Regions from separate parts of the Homo sapiens genome. Here region 2 is linked to region 1. Evidence: read pairs that join two places in POLR2A ChIA-PET (ENCODE). Cell type or tissue: K562. All regions are shown on one strand. Each heading gives the region's core, and the rest is flanking DNA. Links, peaks and the distances in the headings are about the cores only. Region 1 overlaps VAMP1 (vesicle associated membrane protein 1). Region 2 overlaps LOC105369625 (a long non-coding RNA gene).

Evidence for each region. Peaks named below come from ENCODE experiments on the same cell type or tissue, not always from the same donor. Only the 100,000 strongest peaks of a DNase experiment are listed, where the experiment ranks them.
Region 2: POLR2A ChIA-PET joins it to region 1 with 5 read pairs; 3 of 35 experiments call an interaction of 5 or more read pairs at or near these places.

What each region holds. Positions count from the first base shown.
Region 1 is chr12:6,460,469-6,469,959 of GRCh38, reverse strand. It overlaps VAMP1 (vesicle associated membrane protein 1), which reads left to right. Exons shown (of 5, transcript NM_014231.5): 2 at 3,609-3,735; 3 at 3,960-4,118; 4 at 5,019-5,070; 5 at 5,474-7,723. The coding sequence ends at 5,490. It overlaps TAPBPL (TAP binding protein like), which reads right to left. Exons shown (of 7, transcript NM_018009.5): 6 at 9,022-9,105; 7 at 7,644-7,926. The coding sequence ends at 7,811. Among named protein-coding and RNA genes, the nearest start is that of VAMP1, 5.5 kb to the left of the region's middle. In K562, for the core only: a CTCF peak has its summit at 4,296; a DNase peak (open chromatin) is centred at 4,289.
Region 2 is chr12:6,249,452-6,258,942 of GRCh38, reverse strand. All of the region lies in intron 2 of LOC105369625 (a long non-coding RNA gene), which reads left to right. Among named protein-coding and RNA genes, the nearest start is that of CD9, 54 kb to the right of the region's middle. In K562, for the core only: no CTCF peak of the experiment used is centred there; a DNase peak (open chromatin) is centred at 5,462; H3K27me3 peaks cover 399 bases.

The DNA.
Region 1 (9,491 bases), core at 2,170-6,169:
GGGTAGTGGGATAGTGGCCTGTCATCCCAAGCGGCTGTTCATACCAAGGCCATTCGTATAGGAGATGTTTTTCTATCACCGAGTCTTACCAAATAGTTGGAGGAGAAATAGGGAGAGCTGAGCTTTCCCCCTTTCCTCCAACACACACAGTTTAGTCTCCAGCAGTCTTCAACATCACCCCCTTCGCATGATCTTGAGGGAAAACTACGGCTAAACAAACGAAGTACTTCTCTGTCAAGACCTCAATATGTCTAATACAGATTTTTCTTTCTGATTACTACCCTGGCCTGGTCCTAGATGTATTTATGTTGCTTCTCTAAGTGACAAAAAAGGGAAAGATTTACTTGTGTTACATAAGGGTTGTAATTATCCCTAGATATTTTACTGTTGAGTGTTTCCAACTCCCAACAAGTAGTAAGTGAAATTGGCCTTGCAAATACTTCATAGCCATTTCACTTTTTCTTTTTGATTTCTATGGTTTTAACCAGATATGAGTGTTCTATGCATTTTGGGCAAGCCGTAGAATTCCAGTTGTTTTCATTTTGGGGAGGGGGCTTCCAGATAGTATCTACGTGGGATGAACAGAAGGCAACAGAAAAATCGTGGTGGCTAGCGGGGCATCACGAGGTCTCTGACCTTAATCTTGTCATTGGTGCTACCATCCTGGACTGCTTCCAACACTGGCTGCTACCTACTCATTGAATTTTCTGCCTTAAGTCGAGAGCTAGATTGCTTAGCTAGCTCAGTGGCAGGACAAGAGTCTTGTGGCTCCCATGACTTTGTGTCTATCTTTGCTTTACCTCCTTTGCACCTTAGAGGGAAATGGAAAAGTGATTCTTCAAATGGGGAATGAGTCAGGTGTAATCTGCTACCATAGCCTCTCTGAGGAGTTATTCTCTATCTTTTTAGACTAAAAGAAATTCACTTAATCAAGGAGAATGAGCTTCTGGGTATTAGTTCTATTGTAATTAGTCAAATAATTTCCTTTTAGGTGACTTTGTGGTTTCATTTTTGTTGCATTTACTCTTGGACTGCTCCTGTGAAGTATGTTTGGTGAGATTCTGCTTCTGTTTGAGGAGTTCTTACTGTAATTTCTATTCTCCATCAAATTTGAGAGATCTCCCCCCTGCCTGTGGGTGCTTCCTTGGCCGAGAACATCTCATGACTTAGGTTATACTTCTGGGAATTCTTTAGGAGGTGAGTTTAGCCTCCATGTTTTGGGACATGGAGAGGAGTTTGTCTTGAAGACCACACACTAACTTTGAGTGGTACAGAATGAGAGAACATTCTCTGTGTGTATAGTACAGTAAACCAAGATCTCTCTTTGGGATGTAAGTAACCAAGGGAGTCATCTGAGACTGTCAAATCCAGAAAAGGAAGGGACAGAATGTCTATAATGCATGCACATTGAGGACAATTTCTAGCATTTTTGCTTCCTGTCTATGCTCTTGGAACAGTTTCCATAACTAATGTAATTGCTTTGGGCCCCAGATTCTATCTAAGTGAAACCCCCATTTTCTCTGCCAAAAACAAAGCAAACAAACAGTCCTGACTCACTCCACCTACATAGACTTTGCCTTTGGTGATTTTCCAAGCTGCCCTTATGGCAGCCCTGATTTCCTCATCTTGTGTGAAGCATAACCAATAACTGGGCATATAAACCAATAACCATAACCAATAACTTGAATATAAAAAGGGGTGAGCTGACAGACATTACAGTGTACAGCCTCCCTCCTGGCTCCCTTCACGGACTGGCATTGAGTGTCTGTGGCTTTTCCAGGCGCACGGTGCAAGCTACCAGTGGATCTACCATTCTGGGGTCTGGAGAATGGTGACCTTTTTCTCATAGCTCCACTAGGCAGTGTTCCAGTGGGGACTCTGTGTGGGGGCTCCAACCCCACATGTCCCTTCTGTACTACACTAGCAGAGGTTCTCCATGAGGGCCCTGCCCTTGCAGCAAACTTTTGCCTGGACATCCAGGCGTTTCCATACATCTTCTGAAGTCTAGACGGAGGTTCCCGAACCTCAGTTCTTGCCTTCTGTGCATCTGCAGGCTCAACACCATGTGGAAGCTGCCAAGGCTTGGGGCTTCCACCCTCTGAAGCCACGGCCCGAGCCCTGCATTGGCCCCTCTCAGCCACAGTGGGAGCGGCTGGGACACAGGGCACTAAGTCCCTAGGCTGCACACAGCATGGGGACCCTGGGCCTGGCCCACAAAATAACTTTTTCCTCCTGGGCCTCCAGGCCTGTGATGGGAGGGGCTGCTATGAAGGCTTCTGACATGGCCTGGAGACATTTTCCCCATGGTCTTAGGGGCTAACACTAGGTTCCTTGCTACTTATGCAAATTTCTGCAGCTGCCTTGAATTTCTTCTCAAAAAAATGGTTTTTTTCTTTAGTACTGCGTCTTTTCTTCTGCCAGATACCCTAAATTATCTCTCTCAAGTTCAAAGTTCCACAAATTTCTAGGGCAGGGGCAAAATGCTGCCAGTCTTTTTGCCAAAACATAACAAGAGTCACCTTTGCTTCAGTTCCCAACAAGTTCCTCATCTCCATCTGAGACCACCTCAGCCTGGACCTTATTGTTCATATCACTAACAGCATTTTTGTCAAAGCCATTCAACAAGTCTCTAGGAGGTTCCAAACTTTCCCGCATTTTCCTGTCTTCTTCTGAGCCCTCCAAACTGTTCCATCCTCTCCCTGTTAACCCAGTTCCAAAGTCGCTTCCACATTTTTGGGTATCTTTTCAGCAACACCCCACTCTACTGGTACCAATTTACTGTATTAGTCTGTTTTCATGCTGCTGATAAAGACATACCCAAGACTGGGAAGAAAAAGAGGTTTAATTGGACTTACAGTTCCACATGGCTGGGAAGGCCTCAGAATCATGGCGGCAGGTGAAAGGCACTTCTTACATGGCAGCAGCAAGAGAAAATGTGGAAGAAGCAAAAGCAGAAACCACTGATAAACCCATCAGATCTCATGAGACTTCGTCACTATCACCAGAATAGCACCGGAAAGATGGGCCCCATGATTCAGTTACCTCCCCTGAGTCCCTCCCACAACATGTGGGAATTCTGGGTGATACAATTGAAGTTGAGATTTGGGTGGGGACACAGCCAAACCATATCAGCGGGGAAATGCCATTTAGGACAAGGCTAGGCCATATGTCCCTGTAGCCATCATGGCAGAGGACTTGTTTGAGTTGAGTCAAAGGATAGCCCCAGATGAGATGTCTTGATGCCATCCTGGATGTCCCTGAACCCCATCCAAATGTTGTTGCAGAGTCTTTCATCTTTTACTTCTTGCCTCTATGGTTTGTCTCCCTACTTCAGATTGCCAAGGAGCAAGAATCCATTCTAGTTTTGTATAGCCTAATCATAATTGTTTAAGTGGTTTGGGGTGAGGATGCATGTGAGTCCTTTCTTTTTGTCTGTTTTTTTAGAGATGGGGTCTCGCTATGATGCCCAGGCTGGCCTCGAACTCCTGGGCTCAAGCGCTCCTCCCACTTCAGCCTCTTGAGTAGCTGGGACTACAGGTGTGTGCTACCACGCCCAGCTCCTTTCTTGTCTTGGTCACTTTGTGTACTCTGCACATGTCTTTCCACAGGTCTGCTCCAGCTCAGCCACCTGCTGAAGGGACAGAAGGGACTGCCCCAGGTGGGGGTCCCCCTGGCCCTCCTCCTAACATGACCAGTAACAGACGACTACAGCAAACCCAGGCACAAGTGGAGGAGGTAGGTAGATAGCTGTTTCTCTGAAAGTTTCCAAATCTAGGAGTTTGGAAACAAAAGGGAACTTCTTATCTTTTCTCCTTTTTTCGTAGGAGAATAGTCAAAGGCCCTGAGAGGCAAAGCACCCTTTAGAGTTGCACAGGGCCAGACTTGTGATTCTCTGGTTGTTGTCCTTTCCTCTGTCTCTGGCAGGAAGCTTAGCTGCTTTGTTTCTGTGCCCTCCTCAGGTGGTGGACATCATACGTGTGAACGTGGACAAGGTCCTGGAGAGGGACCAGAAGCTGTCAGAGCTGGATGACCGAGCTGATGCCTTGCAGGCAGGAGCATCACAATTTGAGAGCAGTGCTGCCAAGCTAAAGAGGAAGTATTGGTGGAAAAACTGCAAGGTGAATTTTCTTGTCCCCTCCTCCATCTTTTCCTGGGCTTCCACTGGTAGAAGGCAAGAAAACCCTCAGCTTCTACATTTCTTCCCTCTAATGGTGCAGGATCTCTCTGACCAGCATAACGCTTGGGAGGAAATCTGGAAAGCCTCCTCTTGAGATTGCATTACCCAGAATTGGCCACCAGGGTAGGCTAGAGTATTTAGAACCGCTATCAGGGAAAAAGTGATACCCTGAGGAGTTTGGAATGGTTAGTTAAGGAGCTTTACCCCAAAGGAGTTGCCTGCAAAAAATTTCACCTGTCTCATCCTCAGACACACCCAACATCAGCACAATGGCTCAGGCATATATACATACACACACACACACACACACACACACTATATATACACATATGTATATATACATATATATACATTTATATATATATATACATATATATACATTTATATATATATATACATATATATACATTTATATATATATATACTTTTTTCTTTTTCTTTTAAATCAGCTTTCTCAGATTGAAATATATATTTTTAAATAACTGCAACTTTTGAGAATGAGCTGAACACTTCACAGTGAAAATTGAACTAATTGGTTAAATATCCAGAGTCTGTATCTCTATTGGAATGCCTTCTAAAGCCCCAAGACACCAGGAACTAAGCAAAAAGGAGCTCAATGCAGGTCCTGTGATGAATCTGAAAAGCTACAGACATACTGTGGTTATGATCCCCTGGGAAGCAGAAGGGTAGGGCCTCTCTAAGAGGCCTGCAGGTCTCCTGGGTGATGGGTGGTTTTTTCCATTGTCCCAAGGATGGAAGGAATTCTGTTTCCCACTAGAGATGTGGCTCTTTTCCTCATTCCTGAAATCCAAGGGCTCATTTTTTGTCCATGTTTCCTCAGATGATGATCATGCTGGGAGCCATCTGTGCCATCATCGTGGTAGTTATTGTAAGTAAGTATCGCTGAAGTTGCTGGTGGGGTGAAGAGGTGGGAAGGTCCTGGAGTCTTCTCCCTGCCTGCCTGCCTGCCTGGGGAGTGGGGCTGCTCTGACTGAGGTATGGAGACCGCTGCTATGGGATCGTCACCTGGTTCGGGACGGGGGAAGGGCAGAGACAAGGGATTTCTTTGATGGACAAGCCTTCCCCCTGCAACGCATTGCAGGGAGATGGCGCCTCCTGTTCTGAGGAAGTGGGGCTATGCTGTGTGTCACTGGCTTGGGTTGGAGGGAGACCATGGGGATGGGGCACTTAACAATGGAGAGACCTGAATGTCTGGTAACTTGGTGTAATTCACCCTCTTGTTTTCTCCTGTCTCTTTCTCTTTTCCGTCTGGGACTTCCTGATTCCTGTGTCCAGTCTACTTTTTTACTTGAGAATGTACCACCCCTTCCCTGTTGTCCATTGCCATCCACATTCATGTCCTCTGCCCTCTGTTTGCTCTCTCAACACACTTCCCCACCCACCGTCCTCCATTCCAGCCCAGGCTTCTCCATCACCCATTCCTCCTTTTTCGTTGCGTTCATTTGCACTCTGTCCCTCAACACTAGAAATGCTGCTCGTGGCACAATCTAAGTCATTACCCGAAGAGCAACAGCTGGCGCCTCCTCCCTGCCTGCTTTTTCTGTACTCTCAAGTTCCCCCAAAGCCCCAAAGAGTTGGAGGCCAAGGGAAGGGGCAGGGAGGGGAGTGGCTGAGGCGAAGTACCCATGAAGCTGCCCAGACTTGGGAGGAGAAGAGTATCGGTGCCCATGGTGACTTCTAGAAAACCTGGCCACTGGTAGGAGCTAGGGAGGGGCTGGGAAGATGGCAGCTCACTCAGTACTGCCTGGTCATGTGGAGCTTTCCTTCCTGGACCAGGCCTGAAGAGGGTCCTGGGGGTGGACCAAAGTCCAACTTGGTTTCAGTGCAGTACCCTTTTCGAAAGTAAAAACTTGTTTTTTGTAGTTATTTCTAATCTGTTCGTCCAGGATTTTCCGTGTCTTTGGGGATCTTACAACTTTACTTTGTTCTCCAGAGGCCTGGAGAACACTTAGGGATTGTGAAAATAGCAGGACTTGTTTCCATCCTAGAAGCAGTCCCATGTGCTTCTAGCTGGAAGGAGCTTTCTCTTCTTTACATTTTCTACAGCATTCTGTATGAGGGCACCAAATAAATCCATCTAGCTGGTAGTTTTATCTAGCCAAATAATTTAACCTAGCTCCCAGTTAATTGTTGGCATAAAGAGAGAGATTGCCTGTTAGTTATAGAGAAACAGTGAGTCAAGTGCTTAATTTGAAAGTAACAAGCTCAGAGGAAGCCACTCCTTGCCCTCGTTAAAGAGGGTCCTGTTCCTCTCTTCCTGTTGATGAAGGAGCGTGAGGGTGTTAGCAGTGTGAGATCTTTGGACACCCATGGAATCCTTTCCTCCACACCACCCGTGCACTTGCCAAAGACAGGGATGAGGCAAGTGGTTCTTCCTGGGGCCCGGCCGATCCTCAGGATGCAGAGAAGTCATGTAGACCCACCAGCCCCACCTTGGGGGGAGGCGTGCCAGCCTGTGTCAGGTGTGCTTGTGTATTGCTGTGCTGTCATGGGGCCCTCTCCTTGAGAGCCGCCTCTCTGTTCTTCCTGTAGTATATTCCCCTTTGAACCACCCTTTCCTGTCTGAATTCTACTTTGCCTCCTTTCTCTTCCTCCTCTTTGCATGGTTTGTGTGTATAGACAGTGGAACCTGAGGATGGGATCTGCTCAGCCTATCTTCGGGGCAATTGCTGAGCTTCAGGATGGGCTATTAATGTGGGATAAGCCCAGGTGCAAGGGGAGGAGGGCAGGCTGGGAACAGAGCGGAGAATGCCCATGGCCCTTTATTCCTTCTTCCCTCGGTCCACGAACAGGAAGAGGCTGAGGCCATGCTGGGCAGGGTCTGGATGCCCACTTTCCATGCAGCAGCATTTCATTGCTCAAAACCATCCTTCCTTTCCTTTCGCCCTTGTTTCCCACATTCCCTTCGTCCTGCCCAAGGGCGGGACTGAAGAGCTGGAAGAAAGCAGTCAGTACCCTCCCAACGGCCCCCCTCGAAGGTCTCCACTCTCCTCTGGGCTCCTCCTTGCCTAATGCAGGGGGTCACCGCTGGAGAAGAACCACCACTGTCCTCGATGTGTCCCAAGCCTGGAGCGAATCCGTCCTCTTGGCTCTCCCAGCCCTATCACAGGAATCATTCCTGGGTTTCTGTCCCTCTGAGGCTCACCAGGTGTAGTTGGCCTTGTTCTTTGGGGGTATTAGCCCTTCTACTTTCTTTCTCACCCACCCTGTACCCTCTTCTGTGTGTCTCTGCTATCCCCCTTTCCTCCCACCACCCATGTGCATGAGCAAATGTGCAACAAAACCCTGGGACTTTGCAGTCAAATGAAGCTGAGCTTCCCACATCCCGTTCTTCGGTTTGCCATGAGACGATGTGGGGTTTCCACTGTGTGTCTGTCATCACCTCTTTGTCTTTTTTTCCTAACCCTGATCTCATACTTGTATAGAGTAATAACAACAGTTGTACTTCCACCAAAGGCATGTGGCATATTTACCAATGTCATGTATTCTGAACAAAGGCAAAAAATACAAATTCCTACCATTAAACTGGCTTGGTTGTTGTTTGGGTTGGAGTAGCTGTGGGGGCTTGGGGAAGGGTGTCGTTTCTTTCTAGTAGTCTCATGTCGCTTTAGGTCAGCTGGGCTGGCTTACACGCGCTGTGCGGTCTTCATGGAGATGGGAGCTCTGTGTGTCAGCACAGGAAGTGGTCTCCCAGCGTTCAGCCTGAAGCAGCCCAAGTCCTGTAGGTGCTGGTAAGAGGAAGTGAAGACAGGAAGTTGCGTGGGCATCTCACACTGGCAAACAAGCACAGGTTCCCTCAGGCCTCTTCCATCTGCCTCCTGTGCTCCTTCCTAGGTCCTTGGCCTGCTTGTCCTGTCCCAGGGGATGTGCCCAGATAAGGCTGTCAGTGAACACCCCCTTACCCCCTTTTCCCCATCATCCTCACGTACAGTTTTGGTATGCTGAGTTCCACCGTATTGATTAGGCACATTTTAGAAACGAATAAAAAGGAGAAGTCTCTCCTTGCAGCTGAGGGAGTGAGGCATTTGCAGGTATCCTGAACCTCCCAGCAGTCACCCGAGGGAGCAGAACCCTAATTGCAGCTGAGGTGCAACTGAGATGGAGCCACGGGGGTGCCTCTGAGGGCCTTTGTTTCATACTTAAACACTTTGCAAGTTGGAGCCGCTAGGCTTGGTGACAGGGCTCAGTTGGGACCAGTGTGGAGAAAGACAGGAAAGTGGAAAAGCTTGGTCGCAGCAGACACAAGGGCCTTTTATTTTGACAGAGCTGAGTTTGGGAGGGGTAGCCCAGCCCCAACCCATGCCTCATTGTCCCTCACTTGTTCCTTCTCCATTTCCTCCAGCTTTGTTTTCCTACCGTCACACCACCAACCTGGCTCTTTGGTCTTATCCTCCATCTGGACATTCTGCCTTCTTCTTGTCCCCTCACTTCTTCCTGTTCTCTGCCTTGGTGCATGAGCCCAGGGTGCACAGTGAAGGAAGGCAGAGGCCTCTGCAGAGCCAGGCCCAGTGCCCCATGAGCTGGTGCCACCTTCATGTATTTTTAGCTCTGTGACTTGACTTAGAGTCCTTCTGGGAGCACGTGACTACTCTTTCTTTCTACTCTGAGGCAGGAGAGTGACAGACTTTAGTGAGGTAGCTAGGAGAAAACGAGGGAACACGACTGGTTTCATTTTCATTTAGGGCAAACTCAAAAGCAGGAGGCTGTGATGGGTGGGTGGCTGGAGCTTGGGGCATCTGGGCTTCCACCCTGGTCTGGGCGGGGGGGTGGTTAGAGTGGGTGAGGTGGGCCAGGGCCAGAGCCAAGGGCACCCAGGCTCTTACCTTGCCGTCTCTGAAGCCCCAGGAACATCAGTGCAAGAAGGAAGAGACTGCTGGCAAAGATGACTCCCAAGGCTGTTCTCCGCTCTGTAGGTGAGAGCAACGTGGGCGGGGATCATCGTGCGCAGGAATCATGAGCTGAGCCCTCACCTGCAGTGTCCACCCCAGGGAGGAGGAGCTAAGGATTGTGTGTGTGAGTCCCTGGTTGAGGAGCCTGGAACAAGGCACTCAGCAGCATTTGTTCTTATTCAAGGTTGCTGGATACTTGTGAGTTACTCCACACAGAATTCTCTACCTCTTCCCACCTAAGGACAAGGTTTTAAAAATTGCTTTGCAAGTGAGATTTAGGTGGGTTTATTTGTTAGCACTTAACTTGCCTGGACACAGTGGCTCATGCCTGTAATCCCAGAACTTTGGGAGGCTGAGGTAGGTGGATCACCTGAGGTCAGGAGTTCGAGACCAGCCTGGGCAAC
Region 2 (9,491 bases), core at 3,679-7,678, 210 kb after region 1:
CACAGATGATAAGAAAGCAACACAACCTATTGCTGATAAGGAGAAAGTTTGAGTGGTCTGGATAGAAGATCAAATCAGCTACATTTCCTTAAACCAAAGCCTAATCCATACAAGGCTCCAACTCTCTTTGATTAAATTCAGTGAGGCTGAGTAAGGTAAGGAAGCTGCAGAAAAGTTAGAAGCTAGCAGAGTTTGGTTCATGAAGTTTAAGGAAATAAGCCATCTCTGTAACCTAAAAATACAACATAAAGTAACAAGTACTGATGTAGAAGCTGCAAGTTATCCAGAAGATCTTGCTAAGATAACTGATGAGGTGGCAACACTAAACAACAGGTTTTAAATGTAAACAAAACAGGTATCTACTGGGAGAAGATGCCATCTAGGACTTTCTTGGCTAGAGAGGAGAAGTCAACACCTGGCTTCAAAACTTCAAAGGAAAGGATGACTCTCTTGCTAAGGGCTAAGGCAGCTGGTGACTTTAAGTTGAAACCAATGCTCATTGACAATTCCTAAAATTACAGGGCCCTTAAGAATTGTGCTAAATCTACTCTGCTGTGCTCTATAAATGGAACAATGAATCCTGGATAACAGCATGTCTGTTAACCATTATACTATGGTTTACTGAACATTTTAAGCCTTCTGTTGAGACCTACTGCTTAGAAAAAAATATTTATTTCAAAATATTATTGCTCATGGACAGGCACTTTGTCACCCAAGAGATGTGATGAAGACATACAAGGAGATTAATGCTGTTTTCATGCCTGCTAACACATTGATTCTGCAGCCCATGGATCAAGGAGTAATTTTGACTTTGAAGTCTTATTATTTAAGAAATACATCTTACAAAGCTATAGCTGCCATAGATAGTGATTTCTGTGATGAATCTGGGCAAAGTAAACTGAAAACCTTCTGGAAAGGATTCACCATCCTAGATGCCATTAAGAACATTCGTGATTCATGGGGGGAGGTCAAAATAGCAACATTAACAGAAGTTTGGAAGAAGTTGACTCCAACCCTCATAGATGTCTTTGAGGGGTTCGAGACTTCAGTGGAGGAAGAAACTGTAGATGTATTGGAAATAGCAAGAGAACTAGAATTAGAAGTGAAGCCTGAATATGTGACTGAATTGCTGCAATCTCATGAGAAAACTTTAATATTAATATTTAGTAAACCATTCAAAGTAATGGCAAAACCACAATTACTTTTGCACTAAACTAATAGATGAGGAGTTGCTTCCTATGGATGAGCAAAGAAAGTGGTTTCTTGAGACGGAATCTACTTCTGTGAAAATGACAACAAAGAATTTAGCATATGACACAAACTTAGTTGATAAAACAGTGGCAGGGTTTGAAAGGACTGACTCCAATTTTGAAAGAAGTTCTATTATGGGTAAAATGCTACCAAATACCATTGCAGGCTACAAAGAAATATTTTATGAAAGGAAGAGTCAATCAATGCAGAAAACTTCATGTTGCCTTATTTGAAGAAATTGCCATAGCCACCCCAAACTTCAGCAACCATCATTCCGGTCAGTCAGCAGCCATCCATTAAGGCAGAAAGATATGACTTGCTGAAGGATCAGATGATTGTTAGCATAATTTTTTTTAGCAATAAAGTATTTTTAAATTAAGATATGTACATATTTTTTAGACATAATGCCATTGCACATTTAATAGACTACTGTGTAGTATAAACATAATTTTTATATGCACTGGGAAACCAAAACTTTGTGTGACTCACTTTATTGCAATATTTATTTTAATGCAGTGATCTGGAACCGAACCTGCAATGTTCTCTGAGGTATGCCTGTACGCTGAAATAGTTTAAATGTTCTTGTTTATTTTCCTTTTTTCCTTCTTCATTTTTTTTTTTTTTTGAGACGGAGTTTTGCTCTTGTTGCCCAGGCTGGAGTACAATGGCGCGATCTCGGCTCACCGCAACCTCCAGCTCCTGGGTTTAAGCAATTCTTCTGCCTCAGCCTCCCGAGTAGCTGAGATTACAGGCATGCACCACCACACCCGGCTACTTTTGTGTTTTTAGTAGAGACGGAGTTTCTCCATGTTGGTCAGGCTGGTCTCAAACTCCCGACCTCAGGTGATCTGACCGCCTTGGCCTCCCAAAGTGCTGGGATTACAAGCGTGAGCCACTGCGCCTGGCCCTTGTTTATTTTCTTATTGTCTGTTTCCCCCCAATAAAAACATGTTCACAGGCCAGTCTTTTGTTTTGTTCACTCCTGTATCTTCAGTACCTTAGAACAGTGCTTGGCACAGAGTGAGCCCTCAGTAACTATTTTTTTTGTTTGTTTTTTGAGACAGAGTTTCACTCTATCACCCAGGCTGGAATGCAATGGCGCGATCACCGCTCACTGCAACCTCCACCTCCCGGGTTCAAGCGATTCTCCTACCCCAGCCTCCCTAGTAGCTGAGATTACAGGCGCCCACCACCACACCCAGCTAATTTTTTTGTACTTTTAGTAGAGACGGGGTTTCGCCATGTTGGCCAGGCTGGTCTTGAACTCCTGACCTCATGCGATCCGTCCACCTTGGTCTCCCAAAGTGCTGGGATTATAGGCGTGAGCCACCGCACCTGGCCAGTAACTATTTATTAAACAAATCAAGTAATGGATTGTTATTATTATTATTATTATTATTATTATTATTATTATTATTTGAGATGAAGTCTTGCTCTTGTCCCCCAGGCTGGAGTGCAGTGGCACGATCTTGGCTCACTGCAACCTCGGCCTCCCGGGTTCAAGCGATTCTCCTGCCTCAGCCTCCTGAATAGCTGGGATTACAGACGCCTGCCACCAAGCCCAGCTAATTTTTGTAGTTTTAGTAGAGACAGAGTTTCACCATGTTGGCCAGGCTGGTCTAGAACTCCTGATCTCAGGTGATCCACCAGCCTTGGCCTCCCAAAGTGCTAGGATTATAGGCGTGAGCCACCGCACCCAGCCCAAGTAATAGATTATTATGCCCTATGTAATCTAAATCAGATAAAGGGGAAGTGACATCAGGAGGATGTGAGAGACAAGGAGAAGGTGGTAAGGTCAGTGGATGAGAGGTTTTGGGTAGGGTAGGACTGGAGTGAGTTCGAATGACAGAAAGGGATTGGAGACTGTGATGCTTGGATTGAGCTAATGAAGGGTCTCTTTTTTCTACTTTATTGGCTACTTCATCTCAGTCTTCATTGCTGGTTTCTCCTCAACATTTAAAAAATTTAAAAAGTTTAAATGTAGAGATGGGGTCTCAAACCCCTGGGTTCAAGTGGCCCTCCTGCCTCAGCCTCCTGAGGGTCTGGGACTACAGGTGCACCTTTGTAGTGTACACCAGTGCACCTGGCTCCCATCAACATCTCAATCTCTAAAACTGGAGTGAAGTAGTAAAAAAAAAAGTCTGGGACAGTGTTTTTCAAATTGAGAGACACAGCCCATTAGTGGATCATAAAATTAAGTTAGTGGGTTAAAACCAGCATCTATAAAAATGAAATAGAATAGAATAGAATAGAAAATAGCAGAGCACATTGCATGCAGCAAGGATATGTATCATATCATAAAACTTTCATTTCAATTTTATATATGTAGATGTGGATTTTTTGTTTTTGTTTTTGTTTGTTTGTTTTGTTTTTTGGAAATGGAGTCTTGCTCTGTCGTTCAGGCTGGAGTGCAGTGGCACGATCTCAGCTTACTGCAGCCTCCGCTTCCCAGGTTCAAGCGATTCTCTTGCCTCAGCCTCCCGAGTAGCTGCGACTACAGGCACCCGCCACCACGCCCGGCTAATATTTTTGTATTTTTAGTAGAGACAGGGTTTCACTGTGTTAGCCAGGATGGTCTCGATCTCCTGACCTCATGATCCACCCACCTCAGCCTCCTAAAGTGCTGGGATTATAGGCATGAACCACCGTGCCCAGCCAGATGTGTGTATTTCTATATGGTGCCTGTGTGTACTGAGTCACACATATGGTTGGGTCATGGACAAACAAGTTTGAAAGCCTTTGGCCACAGGAGTGAGTGAGGAGGTCAAAAAACTGAGAGGCCAGGTCATTGGAAAGATTTTATCGTAAATCCTGAAATTACCAAGACTTTCTAGGGGTAGTGCTCAAATACAGAAATTTTACCGGGCTTGAAAATCTTCAAGACATGTCCCAGTGAGTCTGTAGATGGTTGCAACGGCCGGTGCTTAGTCCTTTCTCCAAGATCTCTAATTGTACCCTTTCCTGCCCATTCCTGGACTTTGGCCTGCTGCCAGCTCTTTCCTCACTAGTGCACCCCAAACTGCCTTAGTAGCCTGAGCAACCCGCCTCCAACACTCTGGGTCCAGCCCCAGTGCCGAGTTTCCTCATTCATACCTCCTGCTGTCTCCAAGGGCACCTCGTGATCATAGCAGCATAATGACAAGGCTGGCCATCATTTACCGGGTCTCTCCATATGCTCTGTTTGGTAGGAATTGCCCCTCATTTTATTTTATTTATTTATTTATTTTTTGAGATGGAGTTTCGCTCTTGTCGCCCAGGCTGGAGTGCAATGGCACAATCTTGGCTCACTGCAACCTCCGCCTCCCAGGTTCAAGTGATTCTCCTGCCTCAGCCTCCCAAGAAGCTGTGATTACAGGTGGCTGCCACCATGCCTGGCTAATTTTGTATTTTTAGTAGAGTTGGGGTTTCACCATGGGGTCAGGCTGGTCTCGAACTCCTGACCTCAAGTGATCCACCCGCCTCGGCTTCCCAGTGCTGGGATTACAGGCGTGAGCCACTGTGCCCAGCCTGCCCTTCATTTTATAGAGGAGAGCCAGGAGTTTAGAGGTTAAGTGATTTGTCCAAGATCACTCAGTAAGTGTCAGAGCCAGGATTTGATCTCAAGTCTGTCTCCCTCCCTACAAGGCCTTTGCAATGTACCCCACAGCCTCCCTCACCAGTTATCTGAGTCACTCTTGCAGATTCTCACAGCATGAAATTCAGATTTCACGCTTCGATAACAGCTACGAATCACTCCATTTCATGAAGAATGGGGTCTCTCACAGAGTTGAAAATGTTAAAATTCTTTTTTTTTTCCCCCAAGATGGAGTCTTGCTCTGTTGCCCAGGCTGGAGTGTAGTGACACGATCTCGGCCCACTGCAACCTCCACCTTCTGGGTTCAAGCAATTCTCCTGCCTCAGCCTCCCGAATTAGCTGGGATTATGCCCAGCTAATTTTTGTATTTTCTTAGTAGAGACGGGGTTTCACCACGTTGGCCAGACTGGTCTCGAATTCTTGACCGCATGATCTGCCTGCCTCGGCCTCCCAAAGTGTTGGGATCATGGGCATGAGCCACTGTACCCGGCCTGAAAATGTTAAAATTCTTGAATGGCTACTGTCCACACTGCATGTCAACCCTGCCCCCAGAGCTGTGTTGGGGACATAGAGAGAAAGTGAAGACCTGAAGACCCAGCTCCTGGCCTCAGGAGATTACAACCAGAGTACTGGAGACCTTAGAGATTAGACAGGTTATCTGCATTTCACAAATGCCAGCACGGAGGCCTGCGTCACAAAGCAGGAAAGAACAGACGTCTTGGAGCACGAAGTAAGAATCACCTTGTTGCAATTATTTACTGACTCCTGGGTCACTCCCCATCATTTCTTGAAGGTTTTAGTGTCTGGTAAAATATCACTCTCTCTCCAACCCTCTCCCTATAAAATCTTCAAAATACAGATCTCCTGCCCAGCAGTTTATACCTTTCACAGGTTGAGATGATGAAAGTACAATGTGGGGGATAGATGAGTCTGGCTCACAGTGTTAGGGCCACTAAATTGCTGTGTCCCACTTGACTCCGGGTGTCTGGAGGCCACGTGCTCCAGGTGAGGCAGGACCCTCCCAACCCTGGGTGTTGGGGAATGAGTACTGCTTTGCCTGACCTGCCGTGGTAATTCCTCCCACCCTACTTGCCTGGTTTAAGAATGGGCATGTGATCATATCTGGCCAACAGGATGTAAGATGTCTTCTGTGGGAATTCTTTTCTTTCATATTCTTTTCTTTTTTTTGAGAGGGAGTCTCACTCTGTCGCCCAGGCTGGAGTGCAATGGCGTGATCTCAGCTCACTGCAACCTTTGCCTCCCAGGTTCAAGCCATTCTCCCGCCTCAGCCTCCCAAAATGCTGGGATTACAGGAATGAGCCACCGCGCCCGGCTCATGTTCTTAAAAAAGAGACACACTGAAGCTTTTAGACATAGATATCATGATGACATGAAGGCTTGAGTTGTGGTAGCCACCTTGTGTCTTTGAAAGGATAAACACAAAGTCAAAAACCGATGTGCTAAGGATGGTCAACCATGGAACTCCCCCTCCTCGGACCTTCCTGTATGTGACAGAAGTTCCTTATTGCTCAAAAATGTTTGGGTTGGGTGCGGTGGCTCATGCCAGTAATCCCAGCACTTTGGAAGGCCCAGGTGGGTGGATCACTTGAGCCCAAGAGTTCAAGACGAGCCTGGGCAACACGGTGAAACTGTCTCTACAAAAAAATACCCATACACAAGAAAAGTACCCGGGCTTGGTGGGACACGCCTGTAGTCCCAGCTACTCAGGAGGGTGAAGTGGGAGGATCGCTTGAGCCTGGGAGGAGGAGGCTGCAGTGAGCTGTGATTTCGCCACTGCACTCCAGCCTGAGTGACAGAGCAAGACTGTGTCTCAAAAAAAAGTTTGACTTTGGGCTTCTGATGCTTGTCACCCAAAACATCCTCATGTAACGTGCAGCATCAGATGGCCATAGAAGGCCAAGCAAAGTAGCAATGGGTTGCAACGAGGGGTGCAATGCCGGCTGCCGGAGCAGACAAGCCCAGGATTCCTAGTGTTTAGTACAAGATATCCTGACCGGGCGCGGTGGCTCATGCCTGTAATCCCAGCACTTTGGGAGGCTGAGGCGGGCGGATCACGAGGTCAGGAGATCGAGACCATCCTGGCTAACATGGTGAAACCCTATCTCTACTAAAAATACAAAAAATTAGCCAGGCGTGGTGGCAGGTGCCTGTAGTCCCAGCTACTCAGGAGGCTGAGGCAGGAGAATGGCTTGAACCCAGGAGGTGGAGGTTGCAGTGAGCCGAGATCATGCCACTGCATTCCAGACTGGGTGACAGCACGAGACTCCATCTCAAAAAAAAAAAAAAAAAAAAAAGATACCCCTCCCTGCATCCCCGCCAGTGCACAAGCAGTCTTGCTGAGGTGCCTTTCATAAGGCCATTCAGGGATCCAAGATCATTTCTTCCTTCCTCTAGATTCCTCCATTGATCTGTTAGAGGAGAAAGAGCCGAGAAGACACACCTGCTTCTGTGCTGGAAGTTACGCTCACCACTTCCACTTTTATTCCACCAGCAAGAAGTGGTCCCATTATCCCTTGCAGATGCAGGGAGACTGGCTGGGCAGCCCCTTCCAGCACTGACTGCACCCTCCATAAAGGGGGCAGGGCCTCTGACGATCAGCAAGAGGTCTCTGCCACAAGGTCTGATGATGGGTTGAGGAGGCTCTGAGCTGGGCCTTGGAGGGAAGGAAGGACCTCATGAGGAAGAGAGGGAGGGACTCTAGGTGGGTGGTGGTGGGCACAGTATGTGTTAAGGTAAAGAGCTGATTCAGGCCTGGCTCAGTGGCTCACGCATGTAATCCCAGCACTTTGAGAGGCTGAGGCGGGTAGATCACCTGAAGTCAGGAGTTCAAGACCAGCCTGGCCAACGTGGCGAAACCCTGTCTCTACTAAAAATACAAAAATTAGCCAGATGTCATGGCAGGCGCCTGTAATTCCAGCTACTTGGGAGGCTGAGGCACAAGAATTGCTTGAACCTGGGAGGCGGAGGTTTCGGTAAGTCGAGATCGCGCCACTGCACTCCAGCCTGGGTTACAGGGCGAGACTCTATCTCGAAAAAAAAAAAGCTGATTCAAAGGAGATCCAGTTGGGGTAGGGTCTGCATTTGGTGTGAAGAGGTCTATAAATTTGGGTAGAAAGAGAAGACCCAAATATAGGGGCCCTGTGTGTCTGAGTCAATCTACCCTTGTCACGTGTTCCCTGGAGTTAACTTGGAACCGTTGTGCAAGACGGGCTCTATCTGGGTCCCCACCTGTAAAGCATCAGGGATGAGGATGAATCCCACGATGTCCAATGGCATGGGTAAAAGAAGACCTTTTATTTATTTCCGAGGAGGTGGAGTAAGAGAAGGGAAAATTTACAGGTCCAGCAAGGCTCGGCAAGACAGAGTTGTCATGTTCCAGAGAAGGGACCCTGGCATTTATTTGCAGGGCAAATAATGAAAGTAGCCTTATTAAGGGAAGGACCCACAGACTGCTTGGGGCCAGGCAGTCTGGATTTAAGTGCTAACTGGTGACAGCTGCCGGAACAAGCCCAGGCCCCGGAGACTCCTGGACCAGGGAATGCTGCAATTCCCTGTTAAGCTACTAGTTGTGGGAAGCTGAGCTTGGGGTGGCTCCTCCCACTCAGAGAAGGGGAATCCTGGATCCCAATGAGCTCTCCGTGCATGCAACCCAGCTCAGAGTCACTTTCGGACAACCCTGCTCCTGGCACAACTGGAACCCGAGGATTTTGTAATCTTTTGGTGAGGTGGAGTTCAACACTCTTACATTTCAGTCAATAGGATTCCATAGGAAAAATGCCGTGTATTTTGTGTTTCCTATGTGCCAAGCATGTTGTATTTGCATCTGGTAGGTGGAACAAGCAGGGTTTGTGGGTTGCGATCTTAAAGCACCTTTCTTCTGTCTCACGTTTTTCCTAAATTGTGGTCAGTAGGGGTAGTTGTTCCCTGGCTCAAGATAGATATGTGACCAGTCTCAGACTTTCTTGATCCCTTTTAGGGTGAAGTCCCATAGTGACTTCAAGCTGCAAAACACAGTCTTAATTCTAGAATGATGATGCTCAATTGTAGGTAACTGTCAAAGATTCCGATTATATTCAAGTTATGACAGCTTTCCCTCTGCTGGGAGAAGCCAGGCTGTGGGGAAGAGGAGGTGGCCAGCTTTTCCTTTCTTGCTTGCTCACCTCAGGAAAGTTTTAAGAGTCGCCTCTCCACAGCCCCCAGAGTCACCAGCAACAGCTGGGACATGCCCCCTCCTCAAGGTCTGAGCCCCAACTCTGCAGAGCCCCTCCTCTGGGCTTCTAGAATCTGATAATCCCATCTCTTCCTTCTGTTCCGCAGCCCTAGGGCTGCCAGCTGTTTTCCCTGGCTATGATTTCTGCATTACTTCTTTGTTCTCTTAGTGGTTTTTCAATACTTGCTTAACCAGTTTCCTATATTAAATTCTCTCTGATGAATTACCTGTTTTGGATTCTGTTTTCTTGGCTAGACTGTGTTTATACATTGGTTATTCAACAATTTCCAACCTACTACAATTGTAAGGAGATATAAATTATACTAGATATAATAGCTAACTCTTATTATAGAGAAAATGATGAAACATTTGCTTGTGTCAGCCAGGGCCGAAAACATACTCCTCTCCTTGGGAGAGAGAGATTTGAAATAACTG